Linked DNA regions of Homo sapiens: all the other regions are linked to region 2. Evidence: chromatin contacts called from ENCODE Hi-C or POLR2A ChIA-PET data. All regions are on one chromosome and are shown on one strand. The core of a region is the stretch at or near the end of the contact, and the rest is flanking DNA. Distances in the headings are between cores, read along the strand shown.

What was found. Hi-C counts contacts between places; a loop is a spot of excess contacts on that map. ChIA-PET counts read pairs that join two places held with the same protein, here RNA polymerase II (POLR2A). Pooled maps may share reads with other maps.
Region 1: POLR2A ChIA-PET joins it to region 2 with 10 read pairs in AG04450. The contact joins the enhancer-like site here to the promoter of TAX1BP3 in region 2. POLR2A ChIA-PET finds 5 or more read pairs at or near these places in 3 of 52 experiments (AG04450, B cell and WTC11).
Region 3: a pooled map shows a loop between it and region 2 (6-fold over the local background). The contact joins the enhancer-like site here to the promoter of TAX1BP3 in region 2. A Hi-C loop is called at or near these places in 1 of 168 maps with a recorded cell type or tissue (psoas muscle) and 8 of 50 pooled maps. POLR2A ChIA-PET finds 5 or more read pairs at or near these places in 3 of 52 experiments (A549, PC-9 and RWPE1).

The regions. Positions count from the first base shown.
Region 1 is chr17:2,698,175-2,700,874 of GRCh38, forward strand. CLUH (CLUH binding protein of NUMT mRNA) reads right to left here. Exons shown (of 26, transcript NM_001366661.1): 8 at 2,504-2,651; 9 at 2,208-2,300; 10 at 1-416. Among named protein-coding and RNA genes, the nearest start is that of MIR6776, 6.6 kb to the left of the region's middle. RefSeq lists an enhancer at 2,040-2,540. Within about 2 kb of position 1,298, at least 2 of the 41 ENCODE cell types and tissues checked have a DNase peak (open chromatin) inside an H3K27ac peak, as active enhancers do.
Region 2 is chr17:3,667,271-3,669,970 of GRCh38, forward strand. TAX1BP3 (Tax1 binding protein 3) reads right to left here and starts at 1,308. Exons shown (of 4, transcript NM_014604.4): 1 at 1,218-1,308. The coding sequence starts at 1,256. EMC6 (ER membrane protein complex subunit 6) reads left to right here and starts at 1,542. Exons shown (of 2, transcript NM_031298.4): 1 at 1,542-1,629; 2 at 1,828-2,395. The coding sequence starts at 1,877. The coding sequence ends at 2,209. It overlaps P2RX5-TAX1BP3 (P2RX5-TAX1BP3 readthrough (NMD candidate)), which reads right to left. Exons shown (of 15, transcript NR_037928.1): 12 at 1,788-2,700. RefSeq lists enhancers at 102-633, 634-1,164, 1,697-2,227, 2,228-2,700 and a silencer at 1,256-1,595.
Region 3 is chr17:2,813,427-2,816,126 of GRCh38, forward strand. All of the region lies in intron 2 of RAP1GAP2 (RAP1 GTPase activating protein 2), which reads left to right. Among named protein-coding and RNA genes, the nearest start is that of RAP1GAP2, 18 kb to the left of the region's middle. Within about 2 kb of position 1,310, at least 10 of the 41 ENCODE cell types and tissues checked have a DNase peak (open chromatin) inside an H3K27ac peak, as active enhancers do.

The sequences.
Region 1 (2,700 bases), core at 48-2,547, 970 kb before region 2:
CGCTCCAGCAGCTCCAGGTACCGCGGGTGTGACACCACGGTCTTGCCGAAGTCGATGGAGCCGTAGATGACGCTCTGCTCCTGGTCCCGCTCCAGGATGCCGGGGATGATGGACTGGGCCGTGACCCGGTAGCCGCGGTAATCCACCACCACCGTGCCCAGCGTGTACAGCCCCTCCACGTCCACCGCGTTGTACGTGCGGACGCCATTCAGGTCGTTGGTGGGCGCCACGTAGGCCGCCACGTCCCCCCCGAAGTCCTTGTAGTGGTCTCGGACGTCGAAGCCCAGGCTGAAGAAGATGTTGTTCCAGATGAACATCTGCATCTTGGTCTCCTCGCTGGGGTTGATGGCCATCACGTTGCCGTCAATGACGGCCATGGCGCCCCTGGTGGCTGCCGCGGTGAAGTCGCTGTGCACCTGGCGGGGGTCGAGGAGGGCAGGGTTAGAGGCCGCGCCCACAAGAGCCTGCATCCACCTGGCCAAGCGCACGCACCTAGACCGCGGAGGCAACCGGGCCTGCCTTGGAAACCCAAGGACCCGGAGCCTCAGTTTCCTCATATGTAGAAAAGGGCAAGAAAACCATGTTTTGGCCGGGCGCGGTGGCTCACACCTGTAATCCCAGCACTTTGAGGGGCCGAGGCGGTCAGACCACTTGAGGTCACGAGTTCGAGACCAGCCTGACCAATATGGTGAAACCCCATCTCTAATAAAAATACAAAAAAAATCAGCCAGGCGAGGTGGCGCGCGCCTGTAGTCCCAGCCACCCGACAGGCTGAGGCAGGAGAATTGCTTGAACCCGGGAGGTGGAGGTTACAGTGAGCCGAAATCACACCACTGCACTCCAGCCTGGGGGACAGAGTGAGACTCCATTTCTAAAAAAGCGCAAACAAACCAAAACCCCCATGTTTTGAGAATACACTTGTGCTGAGGGAGACAGCAGGGCTTAGTGATTAACAAGCGTGCGCAGGTTTGGGATCCACCAGTTATGTGCCAGGTGAACTTGAACAGATAAAGGTATTGACCTTTACAAGTTGTCCAATATATTATAGGAAATAGTCTCTATAACGCACTTGGCACCATCTCTGGTGAAGTCGGTACCCGAGAAATGAGTTTTTGTTTCTACAATTATCATCTCTAGGCAGTATAACTATGGGAGGTTGGTTGTTTTCAGACAGGGTATCACGCTGTTGCCAAGGCTGGAATGCAGCGGCACGAGATCCGAGCTCACTGAAGCCTCGACTTCCCCTGGCTCAGGCCATCCTCCCACTCCAGCCTCCCGAGTAGCTGGGACTACAGGCACATGCCACCATGCCTGGCTAATCTTTTGTATTTTTTGCAGAGACGAGGTTTCACCATGTTTCGTAGGCTGGTTTCCAACTCCTGGGCTCAAGTGATCTGCCTGTCTCAGCCTCCCAAAGTGCTAGGATTACAGGCGTGAGCCACTGTGCCTGGCTGAGATTTCTTTTTTTTTTTTTTGAGACGTAGTCTTGTTCTGTCGCCCAGGCTGGAGTGCAGTGATGCAATTTCGGCTCACTGCAACCTCCGCCTATTGGGTTCAAGCAATTCTCCTGTCTCAGACTCCCGAGTAGCTGGGACTACAGGCATGCGCCACCACACCCAGCTAATTTTTGTATTTTTAGTGGAGATGGGGTTTCCCCATATTGGCCAGGCTGGTCTTGAACTCCTGACCTTGTGATCCGCCCGCCTCGGCCTCCCAAAGTGCTGGGATTACAGGCATGAGCTACTGAAGCCGGCCTGAGATTTTTTTTTTCTTAAGCAACTGCTTTTCCTCATTTCTCTTAGTAACCCAGCACTAATAACTTTTAAACCCCAGCAAACTAAAAGTGTTATGCAAATGAGCACCCGCCCTAGAAGGGCCATGGCCGGCCAGTGCTCGCCCAGGCAAAAGCCCCGCAGCAGTCACAGAGGGCGGGAAGCTGCACGGCCCTGGACACTCAGTCCCTATGGGAAGTAGGGCCCGCTCCTTCCAGGGACTCAAAGCCTCAGAGAGGCCAGAGAAAGGTACTGGGATGGTCTGCTGGGAGGCGGAAGGCTAGCAGACCCTGCGGGAGACGCTGACTGGCCTTCGGGGAACCTGACAGGGTTAGGGCTGCCCCTGCCTCCCTTGCTTTCCTCCTCTCCATGAGAAAACCCGTCAGCAGGTGGACAGCGGGCCTCAGACTGCCGGTCAGCAGAGGCTGCAGGCACCTTGAATATGGCCCTTTCTCGGAGCAGCCGCTCAGGCAGGTTCTTGCGAGGCAGCTCCCTCGTCGTCTGCAGCTCCTCATTCCAGTCTCGGGTCTGCAGAGAGATCAGGGAGGGAAAAACGAGCTCAGCCTGTGCCCTGTGACCTGCTCCCGGAAGTCGCTCCTTCTACCTTCCTGAGAAGAGCCCCAGACTCCCAAATGAAGTCAAGCATGGGGCCTCCAGGGAAGTGCACGGAACCAGCCCAGCACCCAGGAGGGCAGGGGTGCCCAGCGAGGGCAGGGCCAGGTTGCAGGCACCTGTCCAGGAATGTGCTCCTCATAGCCCAGCCTCGAGGTGTAGGCGTCCTCTGCACGCACGCAATCCATGGCATGCTCCGCCTGGGGGGCTGTCCAGCTGTACACCTGGAATGGGGTGGCGATCCTCTCGAACGGGTGGCGCTGGACCCTGTGGCAGGCAGGGGAGGGGGAGATGGGGCAGCCCACCAAGCTCAGAG
Region 2 (2,700 bases), core at 58-2,557:
AGGCGGAGGTTGCAATGAACCGAGATCGCGCCACTGTACTCCAGCCTGGGCGACAGAGCAAGACTGTCTCAAAAAAAAAAAAAAAAAAAAAGTCAAGCTGGTGCAGGGAGGGTGAAGCTTAGGACAGCTGTCAGCTGGTCCAGCAATGTTTCCTCCTGGCCCAGGCCTGAGCCAGTGCTCTAAGCTCAGCCTCACTTGTCGCCTTTATCAGTGGCTTCTCTGCCTCCACCCACCTGATTGCTGGAGCTTCTCCAGCACACCCAACTGAGATAACACACCCAGTCCCTATGGCTCCAGGGCGGGGACTTTCGCTTGACCTACTGCCCACCGGGCAGGCATTTCTTCTCATTCTCTGAACGCTGTCGGGAGGTAGGCAGGAGACCTGAGTCTTTCCTGAGGTGGTCTTTTCTGGCTGAGCACTTCTCTCTGGGACTCCCCACCTCTGTCATAGGGTTGTGTCCCTCTGTGACACCGGCGTCTGAGTCTAACGTCCCAGCCTTCCTTCCTCCCTCTGCCTAGTCTAATAGCACCCAGCACCTAAAACAAGCCAGAGGGCGGCCAGGGGCCTAGGCTAGCCCCCGGAGGGTCTACTCAGGACTCAAGTGCCAGGAGGGAGGCCTGGACTTTTTTGCCTTAAGGGCTGGAGACCCAGGAAAAGTTCGAAGAGGAAACGCTCATCGCAGCTATACGAGCGTCCACCCTGGACCAGGCGGCGAGTGGGTTGGAGGAGCAAGGCTGGACAGGAAGGGGGCAGGGGCTGCCACGGCAGGCTCGGGAGAGCCCCACCCCCAGATCTCCCTCCGGGCGGCGGCGCAGGCTGCAGCGGAGGAAGCATTTCCTCATTCCAGAGGCTGCGACTCATGGACGTCGGGATCGGCGCCCGCCCCCAGCAGCTCCCCGTCTGGGGACACGGAGGCCCGGGAAGGGGGCGCTTTTCCAGGCTCCTGCAGCCAGGCCTTTCCCCGTGGCCCTCCCCGCCCTGCGCACGCAGTCTGGGCTCTGTCCAGGGTCTCGGGAGGCTCTCGGGTCCCGGCCATCCCTGTTTCGTGGCTGGGGGAACTGCGGCCCGCTCCGGCAAAGCGGGGACCCGAGCCCTTGCCGCCGGTTCGCAGGAGCCCCGGGTTCGATGCTCTGTCAACCTGCTTGGGGTGTCCGTTTCCCGCTCTGCGAGGTGGGGTCAGGCCAAGACGAGGAGGAGCCCGCGCAAGCGCACTCACCACCACGGCGGTGACCGGCTGGCCCGGGATGTAGGACATCTCGACCCTGCTCTGGTCGCCCAGCGCCGCTCCGAGAAGCCGGCAGCAGAGTACCCGCGGTCGCGCCCTCGCTGCTTAACAAAGGCCGCCCCGCTCGGCCCGCCCCCTCATGAATAGTTAACAAACCTCCAGCCAATCACTGGCCGGAGCGCCACTCCGCTTTCGGAAGTCCCTGCGCGTGCGCAGAAAAGCGGGCAGAGGGCGGAGCGTGTCCGGGGCGCCCACGGCGCAGGCGCGGAGGGCGGGGCGGGATCTGGGCGCGTGCGCAGCCCGAGACCTCCCGGCAGTCTTCCGAGCAAGATGGCGCCGCGGGCATTTCTTCCACTGCCCGTCTGAGGGAACGCTAAGTAGTGTGTCCGGCGCCGTGTTCCAGGTAACTGGGCCACCGTGGCCGGGGAACGCAGACGCGCCACCACCTCCCGGCCGGCCCGGACCCTCAATCTCCTCGGCGTCTTTGGAAGATCCGAGGCCCAGGACTGGTGCCAGGTCTCGGAAGCTCCAGGGGGAGGGGGCGGCGTGAACCCAACTCACCGAGCTCCGGGCGCCACTTGTAACTTGGTTTTCTCCGCAGCTCCGCGTTGTTCCGCGAGAAAGCGAGAGGCCGAGCCCGGGCTGGTGCGATGGCCGCGGTGGTGGCCAAGCGGGAAGGGCCGCCGTTCATCAGCGAGGCGGCCGTGCGGGGCAACGCCGCCGTCCTGGATTATTGCCGGACCTCGGTGTCAGCGCTGTCGGGGGCCACGGCCGGCATCCTCGGCCTCACCGGCCTCTACGGCTTCATCTTCTACCTGCTCGCCTCCGTCCTGCTCTCCCTGCTCCTCATTCTCAAGGCGGGAAGGAGGTGGAACAAATATTTCAAATCACGGAGACCTCTCTTTACAGGAGGCCTCATCGGGGGCCTCTTCACCTACGTCCTGTTCTGGACGTTCCTCTACGGCATGGTGCACGTCTACTGAAATGGGGGCCCGGGGGACTTTTTTAAAAAACCAGATCGGGAGGACTGTGGCCAGCAATTAACACCATGTAGACTTCCTTAGTTCTTAAGTGGTTGAATTCGCTGCTTGTTCTGTAACGTTATAAATAATTTATATCTGAAGACGGAGAGCCTGTAATATTCTTCAGATTAAATGAAGCGTGAGACACTTTGTGGAGTTCTTTCCTGCTGTAACGCTTAGGCTGCCACTGATGCAAAATCGCCGAGATTTGACTCCTGGAGAGCAAGGAATGGGCCATAGCCTTGTGTTAAGTCCTTGTATTTACACATAGGCCATTCAGAAACGGGCCCTAAGGGCCTACATAAGGAAAGAACTTATTAACATCCTAAGAAGCAGTAACAGTTAATATGTATTAAGAGCTCCCTGGGCCGGGCACGGTGGCTCATGTCTGTAATCCCAGCACTTTGGGAGGCCGAGGTGGGCGGATCACCTGAGGTCAGGAGTTCAAGACC
Region 3 (2,700 bases), core at 60-2,559, 850 kb before region 2:
CACTTCCCCAAGGGATACACAAGTGTGGTGACCGTCAGTGGTTGGGCAATGACTCAGGTCAGGCTGGATGTTAAAATGGGCTCCTGGTGGGCGTGAGCCCTCTGGGCCAGGGCTTCTGGTAACATTTGAGGCTGGCTGACTCTTTGTTTTACGGTGCCATCCTGTGCGTTGTAGGGTGTTGCGCAGCCTCTCTAGCCTGTATCCACAAGATGCCCACAACCCACCCCTCACTGTGATAATGAAAATGTCTCCAGGCCAGGCATGGTGGCTCACAAATCCCAGCACTTTGGGAGGCCCAGGCAGGTGGATCACCTGAGGTCAGGAGTTCGTCGAGACCAGCCGGGCCAACATGGTGAAACCCTGTCTCTACTAAAAAAGTACAAAAAATTAGCCGGGCATGGTGGCACGTGCCTGTAATCGTAGCTACTCGGGAGGCTGAGGCAGGAGAATCACTTAAACCCGGGAGGCGGAGGTTGCAGTGAGCCGAGATCGCACCATTGCACTCTAGCCTGGGCAACAGAGTGAGACTCCATCTCAAAAAAAAGAAAAAAGAAAAGAAAAAAAGAAAATGTCTCCAGACGTTGCTCTATTTCTGGGGCAGTGGTATAAAATCTCCCCGACTCCGTTGAAAACTACTGTTCTAGGCCTAGTAGGTTCACCTTGACAGCATTCTCAAATATTCACAGAAGAAAAGGGGCAAAGGACACCAAGTGGGGACCCCAGCTTACTGATTGATTTGTGGGCTTGGCAGTCAGGCAGCCTCTGTTTAAATCCTGACTCTACCAGCTGGGTGACCTTGGACAAGTTACTTAACCTCTCTGTGCCTCTGTCAGTTCTGGTTTTGTTTTCTCACAATCGTGCCTCCTCTTGATCTTCAGCTGCAGCCCGAGGGTGGAACTTGCTGTGTGTGGCTGGGCACTTTCGCCTGTGGCTGTGCTGCTCTGCCCACAGGGAACATGCCTTTGCTGCCCCTTCCCTGTCAGCATCAGGGTCACAACCTGCCCGTCCTTCCAGGGCCAGCTTCCATGCAGCTTCCTCCACGCACAGCCCCTTCCCCATCGGCATGGAAGGCTCTCTTCCTTGTGCCCCTGGGGCAGCCGGAACCTCAGGTCACATGCAGCTCCTCCCGCGCCGTGGGGATCTGGTGGTTTCTGTCTGAGTTCCTCCCCACTTGGGGTCTGAGACCGTGGGAGCCTCTAGCGTGCCCAGCTCGGGCTGTCTCACTGTTTGTTACCCAGGTGAGGTGGCTGTCCCCTCCCTACCTTGGGTTGAGCTGTGAACCAGTAGGTTACCGCAGTGTGGTACCACCCCCCCCAACCCCAACACCCAGCTCATTCTGAGAGGGTGGAGTGGGCGGAAATCCGTGCCTGGCAGACCACAAAGCCACATAACTGACTTTTGTAGCCCTGCCCTGGGGTGTTGGGGGGGAGGGTTGACGGCAGCCATTGCCCCTTTCTTCGGTGCTTTGCCACCAGCAGACGCCCCGTGGAATTGAGGAGCTTTGTTCTACGAGCTCGGGAACGGGACTTGGGAGGGACAGCCCCTGTCCCACCCTGCCATGCCCTGTTCAACCCTGTCAGGCAGCTGAACGTAGGCTGGACCCATGGCTGCCCACCCTGGCTGCAGTACAGAATCACCTAGGGGACCTCGTTAAAATGCAGCTTCCGGACCCCACCCTGGGGCTTGGGGATTCTGCCTCATCAGCCTGGGTGGGGCCCAGGAAACCTGTGTGTTACCAGCGCTGAGGTGCTGCTGATGAGGCAGCTGGCTTCACAGCTGCACGGGAACCAGTGCCGTTTAAAGCACTTTCCCCCACAGTGCGGCTCCAGCAGTCAGGTTCACGTACTCTGGGTGACCTGGGGCAGGCTGCGCAACCTCTCTGTGCCCCAGTTTCTTTGTCTGAGGATAATAACAGTACCTGCACGTGGGTGCGCTTGTTGTGAGGCTTAAATGAGATTATCCAGGTGAAATGGGAACAGAGTGCCTGGTACCTAGTGCTCAACACATGTAACCTGCCTTAACATCTCTGATATTATTATTATTATTATTATTATTATTATTATTATTATTATTGAGACAGAGTCTCGCTTTGTCACCCAGGCTGGATTGCAGTGGCATAATCTCAGCTCACTGCAACCTCCACCTCCCCGGTTCAAGCGATTCTCCTGTCTCAGCCTCTTGAGTAGCTGGGATTACAGGCGCGCACCACCACGCCCAGCTAATTTTTGTATTTTTAGTAGAGATGGGGTTTCACCACGTTGACCAGGCTGGTCTTGAACTCCTGACCTCAGGTGATCCGCCCACCTTGGCCTCCCAAAGTGCTGGGATTACAGGCGCGAGCCACCGCACCCGGCCCCATTTCCGATATTAACAACAGTCCTGGGCTGTGCGGTCACACACGTGTAACTGTGCGATGTGCCCTCGTGCCTGCAGGCGTACCTACGCAGGCACACTGAGCATTGTGTACCGGGACCCAGGCCTCCCTGCTGAGGACAGAGCATCCCTGTGGTACATGCGTGGACGCAGTCACTGGCTGGACGTGGTCAGAAGGGCAGACGTGTGTGTACACAAGGCCCAGACAAGCGGGTTTTTATTTGATTCACACTCTGACCTTATTCCTTGAGTTAGCAGCACCTGGGCTGAGCTCTGGGAGCCCAAGGTGCCCCTTGTTTCCATAGCAACCATAATCTGGTAAAAATA